Regions from separate parts of the Homo sapiens genome. Here region 2 is linked to region 1. A link is a contact called in ENCODE Hi-C or POLR2A ChIA-PET data. All regions are on one chromosome and are shown on one strand. Each heading gives the region's core, a stretch centred on a gene start or an enhancer-like site at or near the end of the contact. The rest is flanking DNA. Distances are from core to core; before and after follow the strand shown.

Region 1 (3,948 bases), core at 947-3,446:
ATAAACTCCCTGACCTTGGTATCCAGAGCTTTTATGAGGGTTTTATTATATAGGCAGGATTGATTGAATCATTGACCATATGATTGAACTTGTTGGGGCACAGGGAAAGCTTCCCCTATGTACTCTGAAGCTTCACTGAAAATCACTGTCAAGAGGCAGATTAATAGAAGAAAAGGCATACACATTTATTTAACATGTACGCAGAAGCCTTCAGAATGAAGACCTAAAGATACAGGGGAAATTGTCCATTTTTATGCTTAGGTTCAACAAAGTATGGACAGCTATGTAGAAATATGACTGGACATAATGTGTATGATCTAATGCTAAGAGACTGAGTGGGGAAACCCAGCCAGGCCTGTCTAGATTCTTCTTGGGCGCTCTGTGTAGTATTTCTTTTGTATATGGGGCAGGGCCCTCTCTGGAACGGAGGTCCTACGACTTACAGTCAAACAAGGTAAGTCAAATAATTTCTTTGTGGCCAGTTTTTACACGAAAAAATAAAATTTTTAGGTTTCTTATTGTTTTTTTCTTTTCTTTTCTTTTCTTTTTTTTTGAGATGGAGTCTCACTCAGTTGTCTAGCCTGGAGTGCTGTGGTGTGATTTCGGCTCAATGTAAGCGCCGCTTCCCAGGTTCAAGAGATTCTCCTGCCTCACCCTCCTGAGTAGCTAATATTACAGGTATGTGACACCACGCCCAGTTAATTTTTGTATTTTTAGTAAAGACGGGGTTTCACCATGTTGGCCAGGTTGGTCTCGAAGTCCTGACTTTAAGTGACCTGCCTGCCTCAGCCTCCCTAAGTGCTGGGATTACAGGCATGAGCCAGCGCGCCCGGCCTAAACAAGCTTATATTAAAGATGACAATTTATTACTTATAAACAAATCAATAAATCTTGCTGGGTAACTAGTTCATTAACTCAAGACTCAATCAACAAAACTAAAAGTAAATTCTGAATGTAACATAGAATTTAAAAACCATAATACTCAATGCTGGTAAACATACACAGCAGTTACTGCTGGCAAAAGTGAATGGAATAAAACTTTTGAGGAAAATGTAGTAACAGTTATCAAAATACCTTAAAATCTGCATCCTTTGTGACAAAGCGCTTCAATTCTACATTTTCCTCAGGAAGTAAATTTTGTACAGTTCTCCTTTAAATTAGGAAAAGAAAATTAGCACATTATTGCTAAGTACTAGAAATACTGTGAAAGTGGACCTAGAAAATTCTTATGATGGAATATTAAGCAGATATAAATTACTGCTTTTAAAATTTTTCCTAATGTGAATTTTCTAAGCTTTTAACCGTGAACATAGATTCCCTTTGGCAAACCACCTTGATTAAATTATAGACAGAATAGAATTTTGGTAATAGTTCCGAGTATGTATAATGTTAAAGGTGGTACTTAATCCGCAGGGAAAAGATGAATTATTTAAAAAATCTGGTTGATTAATAAATTCCTAGGGAATTGGTTAACACTGTAGCAGGCAGAATTCAGGAGAAGAAATAATAAAGACATTAAAATCACTTTTGTAAACTTTTTAAATAAGGGAAATTGATTAAAACAACGCGAAGTTGTAAAATGCCATATACTGCATACATTTTGTGGGAAAAAATGTGCATTTATCTGCTCACCAAATTATCTTATTAGCTAGCAGTAGAGCTCTTTGTGTGATGGGAAGATGGGATAACAGGCTGTTGTTACTGTACTGGTTTTTTTTTTTAATATATTTAAAAAAAAGAGTGTCTCCTAAAGTGTAAGCGCTATCATGCTGGACTAATGTTTTAATTTAATTTAATTGTTGTCTTGGTAGAGATGGGGTCTCGCTATTTTGCTCACGCAGATCTCAAACTCCTGACGCCCAGGTACACTCCCATCTCGGCCTCCTAAAATGGTGGGATCACAGACGTCAGCCACCGAGCCCGGTCACTTTTTTGTATTCCCCACAGTATTGATGTATATCTTCTGCGTTCAAAAGCAATTTTTTAAAGCCTCATAACGTGGTAACAGAATACTTTGCACATTACAAAATTCAGAACACGGAAACAAGAAGCTCGCTTTTTTTTCCCCCCTATTTCGGTTTGGCCCTTTAGATTTCCCCTCCCCCACCGGGGCGGGACTTCCCGCCGACTTCTTTCAGGTTCTCAGTTCGGTCCGCCAACTGTCGTATAAAGGCGCTGCCTCAGGCCAGAGGCCTCACAAAGCGTTGGGTGAGACTCCTCTTGCTCGTCATGTCTGGCCGCGGCAAAGGCGGGAAGGGTCTTGGCAAAGGCGGCGCTAAGCGCCACCGTAAAGTACTGCGCGACAATATCCAGGGCATCACCAAGCCGGCCATCCGGCGCCTTGCTCGCCGCGGCGGCGTGAAGCGCATCTCCGGCCTCATCTACGAGGAGACTCGCGGGGTGCTGAAGGTGTTCCTGGAGAACGTGATCCGGGACGCCGTGACCTATACAGAGCACGCCAAGCGCAAGACGGTCACCGCCATGGATGTGGTCTACGCGCTCAAGCGCCAGGGCCGCACCCTCTACGGTTTCGGTGGTTGAGCGTCCCTTTCTATCAATAAAAGGCCCTTTTCAGGGCCACCCTACTTTCTCAGCTGAAGAGTGGTAACACTGAGGAGTGGTTTTGGTAGGTACGGAATTTTGCTTGGTTCTGAGTCAGTTCTGGGGGGAACAGTTTTTTGAACACAGCGGCACACGTGTGGCCATTCACCCGGGGTCACTGTAGGCAGGACTAATTACGAGATGTAATGTCTAAACTTGCTCAAAATTCGTAAGCTTGTTTACGTAATGGAGAAAATACTCGTACACAGAATGTGCAGTACCAGAAACGTTTATGTAACCCCCGTAGTGAGCTTGACAGTGGTAATCGGAAATCGTTTTTGAAAAGCCTCCAAATCCACAAGTATTTGTGGGTTTTTTTTGTTTCGTCTTTGTCTGCGAGTTGGAGTGCAGCGGCGCGATCTCGGCTCACTGCAACTTCCGCCTCCTGGGTTCAAGCGATTCTCCTGCCTCAGCCTGCCGAGTAGCTGGGATTACAGTTTTGCGCCACTACACCCAGCTAATTTTTGTATTAGTAGAGATGGGGTTTCACTATGTTGGCCAGGATGGTCTCGATCTCCTGACCTCGCGATCCGCCCGCCTTGGCCTCTCAAAGTGCGACCTCTTAAAGAATTTTAAGATAATTTTTTACTTTCCTCCACCCTCATTAAGGTATGACAACTTACATGTACAATCTGATCTGACATATATTCATTGTGTAATGATTACATCGAGCTTAACATCCACCTCACTTTCTGTGGTGAGAACATTTAAGGCCTATCAGCAATTTTCCAGTATCAAGTACATTAACTATTATCACCATGCTTTAAAGTAGATCTCCAGTATTTATACCTCCCGAGTCCCATTGTTACCTCCATCCTTGTTCTCTGGCAATGACAATTTTACTCAGTTCAACATTTTTAGATTCCTCATGTAAGTGAGATCACGCAGTTTTTGTTTTTCTGTGCCTAGTTTGTTTTACTTTGCATAATGGTCTCCAGTTTCATCTATAAGAAATGACAAGATTTATTTTAAGGCTGAGTAGTATTTCATTGTATATATGCCCCATTTTCCTTATCCATTCATCTGGCATTGGACACTTGATTTGAGTTTAAATTCATAAATGGAATCTAGTGAGTAAAAGCTATTTTTTGTTTTCTTTTTGGTGAGGTTCAGTCACTTATTGTTATGATGATGAAAATGATGGATGTGTCATTGGTGACATCAAAAGATCTGGAAGGACAATAATAGTCGCATTGATTCAGTTGAAGCAAAAGTACAAAACTCTGTAGTCCAAGTAATTACCACAAAGGAATTGTAATCATACTTTTTTTTTAATTTGAATTTTTGTTAAGGGAAAAAAATTGTATTTTACATGAAAAACAATTATTTATTTATTTATTTATTTAT
Region 2 (3,948 bases), core at 851-3,350, 1.1 Mb after region 1:
TTTGTTTTTTCCTGTGACAGAGTCTCACTCTGTTGCCCAGGCTGGAGTGCAGTGGTGCAATCTTGGCTCACTGCAACCTCCACCTCCCGGGTTCAAGTGATTTTCCTGCCTCAGCCTCCTGAGTAGCTGGGATTACAGGCATCTGCCACCACACTCAGCTAATTTTTGTGTTTTTAGTAGAGACAGGGTTTCACCATGTTGGCCAGGCTGGTCTCGAACTCCTGACCTCAAGTGATCCACCTGCCTCGGCCTCCCAAAGTGCTGGGATTACAGGCGTGAGCCACCACTCCGGGCCTACCATAGGGTTTTATTTATTTATTTATTTATTTATTTATTTATTTATTTATTAATTATTTTTTTTGAGACGGAGTCTCACTCTGTTGCCCAGGCTGGAGTGCAGCGGGCAATGTGGGCTCACTGCAAGCTCCGCCTCCCGGGTTTAGGCGATTCTTCTACCTCAGCCTCCCGAGTAGCTGGGACTACAAGCACCCACCACCACACCCGGCTAATTTTTTGTATTTTTTAATATTTTTAGTAGAGACGGGGTTTCACTGTGTTAGCCAAGATGGTCTCAATCTCCTGACCTCGTGATCCGCCCGCCTCGGCCTCCCAAAGTGCTGGGATTACAGGCCTGAGCCACTGCACCCGGCCAGCAATATTTCTTCTGTAAAAGAAAAGAATAAGTGTTCCACATGGAAAGAACCCAAGATATATTAAGTGAAAAATGTCATAGCATGACTACATTTCTGTTAAAAAAAAAAAACAAAATGTTATATATATATGCGAATGCAGAGAAAAAAGAAATGTAAAAAATACAATAAATTTTTCACGGTGATTACATTTGCGAGAGGAACGTACAGCTTTCATATTTCATTCAATGGTTAAAATGGTACTCAATTTTGACTGACAAAACGGTAATGATCAGATGCCAAAACGAGTGTGAATGTGCATAATTTACGAAAGACATTTTTGAGAACTGGTTACATGAGTTTTGAAAATAGGAGAGCAGAGGACCTGTGTAAGATTTTTAAAGAGACTGCACTGTCACGAGCCACAGCGTTGTGAGATTGGTAGGAAAGTGCTCCAGGAAATATCTAGGGGAGGGCTTGGATCTGAGACACAGAGTGTGAGCCTGGTCGAGAAGCGGGAAAAGAACCCGCCCAGAGCCCCTTCTCTCCATTCCCTCGGCGAGGCAGGAAGCTATCTGCGTTCCGAATCCCGCGACATCAGGATTATCTCGCACTGCAGCACAGAGACCAATCGCTAGTAACCTCTGCCTTTAATTAGGCGTTTTTTGGCCCAAATCTCGCGGCTTCGTAAAAATATCGCGATGCTTCCGCTTTTAATGTTTTTAGTTTGGACAAGCCCTTTGAGATAAATTTAAAAGCCAATTCTTTTTTTTTTTTTTTTTTTTTGAGACGGAGTGTCGCTCTGTCCCCAGGCTGGAGTGCAGTGGCGCGATCTTGGCTCACTGCACGCTCCGCCTCCCGGGTTCACGCCATTCTCCTGCCTCATTCCCGAGTAGCTGGGACTACAGGCGCCCGCCACCACGCCCAGCTATTTTTTTTGTATTTTTAGTAGAGACGAGGTTTCACCGTGTTAGCCAGAATGGTCTCGATCTCCTGACCTCGTGATCCACCCGTCTCGGCCTCCCAAAGTGCTAGGATTACAGGCGTGAGCCACCGCGCCCGGTACCTAAAAGCCGATTCTTAAAAATATACGTTGGTAATTGTTTATGCCTACTGCTGAGATCAGGATATCTCTAAAGTAAGGAGAGGAAAAAGAAAAGTATGTGTCAGAAGTGGGATTCGAACCCACGCCTCCATTGGAGACCAGAATCCCCACCGCGGAGGAAGCTTAGCTTGAGTCTGGCGCCTTAGACCACTCGGCCATCCTGACACACTGCATAACAGCCCTGATTTTTGCACTAAAATAGAGATCAACAAGCAATGATTCTGTGTCGTGCACGCACGCAGAAACGCGATGACGTCAGGGTTGCTTGGTAACAGAAGGGCAGAAAGCCACTTGTGGATTGAAAAAGCAAAAGGGTTCGCAGGACTAGAAAATGTTTCTGCATAAAACTGGATCAAGTCTCTTACGGGCCTTATAACTGTTATCGCCATCTCGAAAAACGTGTGCGGGTTTTTTTTTTTTTTTTTTTTGCTCCCAGCCTGCCCAGATTTCAGGAAGGAAAGAAGATCTTTTGCTTCTTCGGTCGCTGGGTCGGCTCTCCAGTGTCTGATGTTTACTGAAATCTTGATCGTGGTTAGCCTCCCCCAGGACTTCATTGTTTGGAAGATGGTGAGGAACAAAACAAAACCCTAACAAAAGACCCCGGTTCTATAGGAAGGTCCCCTTTTAGCCCCTCTATTTTGGTTCCATTTGTCACTGCCTTGCCACTCGTCGAAGTTTGTCTTGGGCTCTAAAAGTGGTAGCCGGGAACGGCTGGGAAGGTCTCCACAGGGACCACCACATGGGCAAGGCTGGTGTCCGCGCCGAGGGATCGGCGATCCCAGGTCCGGGGAAACTCCGCGAGCGACGCGCTCGCCCGCGGCCTTCCTTGTCGCTCTCGGATGTTCCCGATTAATGGGCTCCAAGTGACCACTGCCAGGTCGGGGAACACAGCGGTAGTTTTTAAGGGGAGTGCACCACATCGCCTGATCCACTTTTCTGTTTCTCAGCCTTCGCCAAGCAATCTGAGCTCCAGGCCGGGAAGCCCCAAGGTCACAAATTTTAATGGAGCCCTGAAACTAAACAGAAATCATCCCTCCCACTAGAACAAGAGCCCCTAGAGGCCAGCGACACCGCTAAAATAACATGTGTAGACCAATGCCGTCCAGGTAACAGTGCCTGGCAAACACGGTAGAGGTTCAATAAATACATTTTAACTCAACCGTCTTAACTCTTGTATTTGGGGCTGTGAGGTTCAGATAGAGGAAATATAAAGTTGGATATTTTAATTAGATTTTGTCCTAATAGCTTACTTTTTGTATTTGTTAATATAAAAAAAATTTCCTTTTTGTAAGGCAAAGTTAGGTCTCTTTTCTGCATGGAGAAATAACTGAGTTTCAGTAGGCTCTATCTTAATTTCCACAGACTTCCTTGGTTTCATATCCTATTTTTGATAGAGAGAAAATTAGTAGTGAGAAGTACAGTGAACACTGGTTCCCCAGTCTCCCTCCAATACATGAGATTTGTATATTTTCTTTCGATTGGAAGGAAATTGTCCAGGAAGTGATTCCCAACATGGCAACTGTAATCTTACCCTAACTATAATTATTTTTTTCTAATTGCAAAGTACACACAAATTGTAGAACATACAAACATGTCAAAAATTAAAATCATCCATAATCTCACTAGTCAGAGGTAACTATTAACATTTTTATATATTTAGTCTTTCATATGGTATACATTTTCCAAAAATGGTCATGTGTAGTAAATAATTTGCTAACTTGCTTTCTAAATGAATATATTATGAATATATACTTGCTAAGTACTATATTTTGCATAAATCTTAATTCCTGCACATATTCCATATCAAAGTGGTATTCTTGAAAACTGGATTATTTCTAATTTTTTATTTTCATCAGCAATGCTGTAAAAACTATCCTTACATAAATATTTTCAAACATCCACGATTATTTCCTTAAATTTCTAAAAGTGAAACCATTACATCAAATTTTTTTTTTTTTTTTTTTTTTTTGAGACGGAGTCTCGCTCTGTCACCCAGGGTGGAGTGCAGTAGCACGACTTGGCTCACTGCAACTTCCACCTCTCGGGTTCACACCATTCTCTTGCCTCAGCCTCCCGAGTAGCTGGGACTATAGGCGCCCGTCACGACGCCCGGCTAATTTTTGTATTTTTAGTAGAGACGGGGTTTCACTATGTTGGTCAGGCTGGTCTCGAACTCCTGACCTCTTGATCCGCCCGCCTCAGCCTCCCAAAGTG

Evidence for each region. A loop is a pair of places that touch in the nucleus more often than their neighbours do. ChIA-PET counts read pairs that join two places held with the same protein, here RNA polymerase II (POLR2A). Pooled maps may share reads with other maps.
Region 2: a loop to region 1 is called in a pooled map, with 5 times the contacts of the local background. The contact joins the promoter of HCG14 here to the promoter of H4C11 in region 1. A Hi-C loop is called at or near these places in 2 of 168 maps with a recorded cell type or tissue (naive thymus-derived CD4-positive, alpha-beta T cell and natural killer cell) and 13 of 50 pooled maps. POLR2A ChIA-PET finds 5 or more read pairs at or near these places in 15 of 52 experiments (A549, CD4-positive, alpha-beta T cell, CD4-positive, alpha-beta memory T cell and 11 more).

What each region holds. Positions count from the first base shown.
Region 1 is chr6:27,821,896-27,825,843 of GRCh38, forward strand. H4C11 (H4 clustered histone 11) reads left to right here and starts at 2,197. Exons shown (of 1, transcript NM_021968.4): 1 at 2,197-2,585. The coding sequence starts at 2,230. The coding sequence ends at 2,541. RefSeq lists enhancers at 1,917-2,056, 2,350-2,991, 3,634-3,948.
Region 2 is chr6:28,894,430-28,898,377 of GRCh38, forward strand. HCG14 (HLA complex group 14) reads left to right here and starts at 2,101. Exons shown (of 2, transcript NR_104117.1): 1 at 2,101-2,301; 2 at 2,682-2,891. TRL-CAA1-1 (tRNA-Leu (anticodon CAA) 1-1) reads right to left here and starts at 1,899; the gene lies at 1,794-1,899. RefSeq lists enhancers at 506-1,142, 1,778-2,413 and a silencer at 1,204-1,367.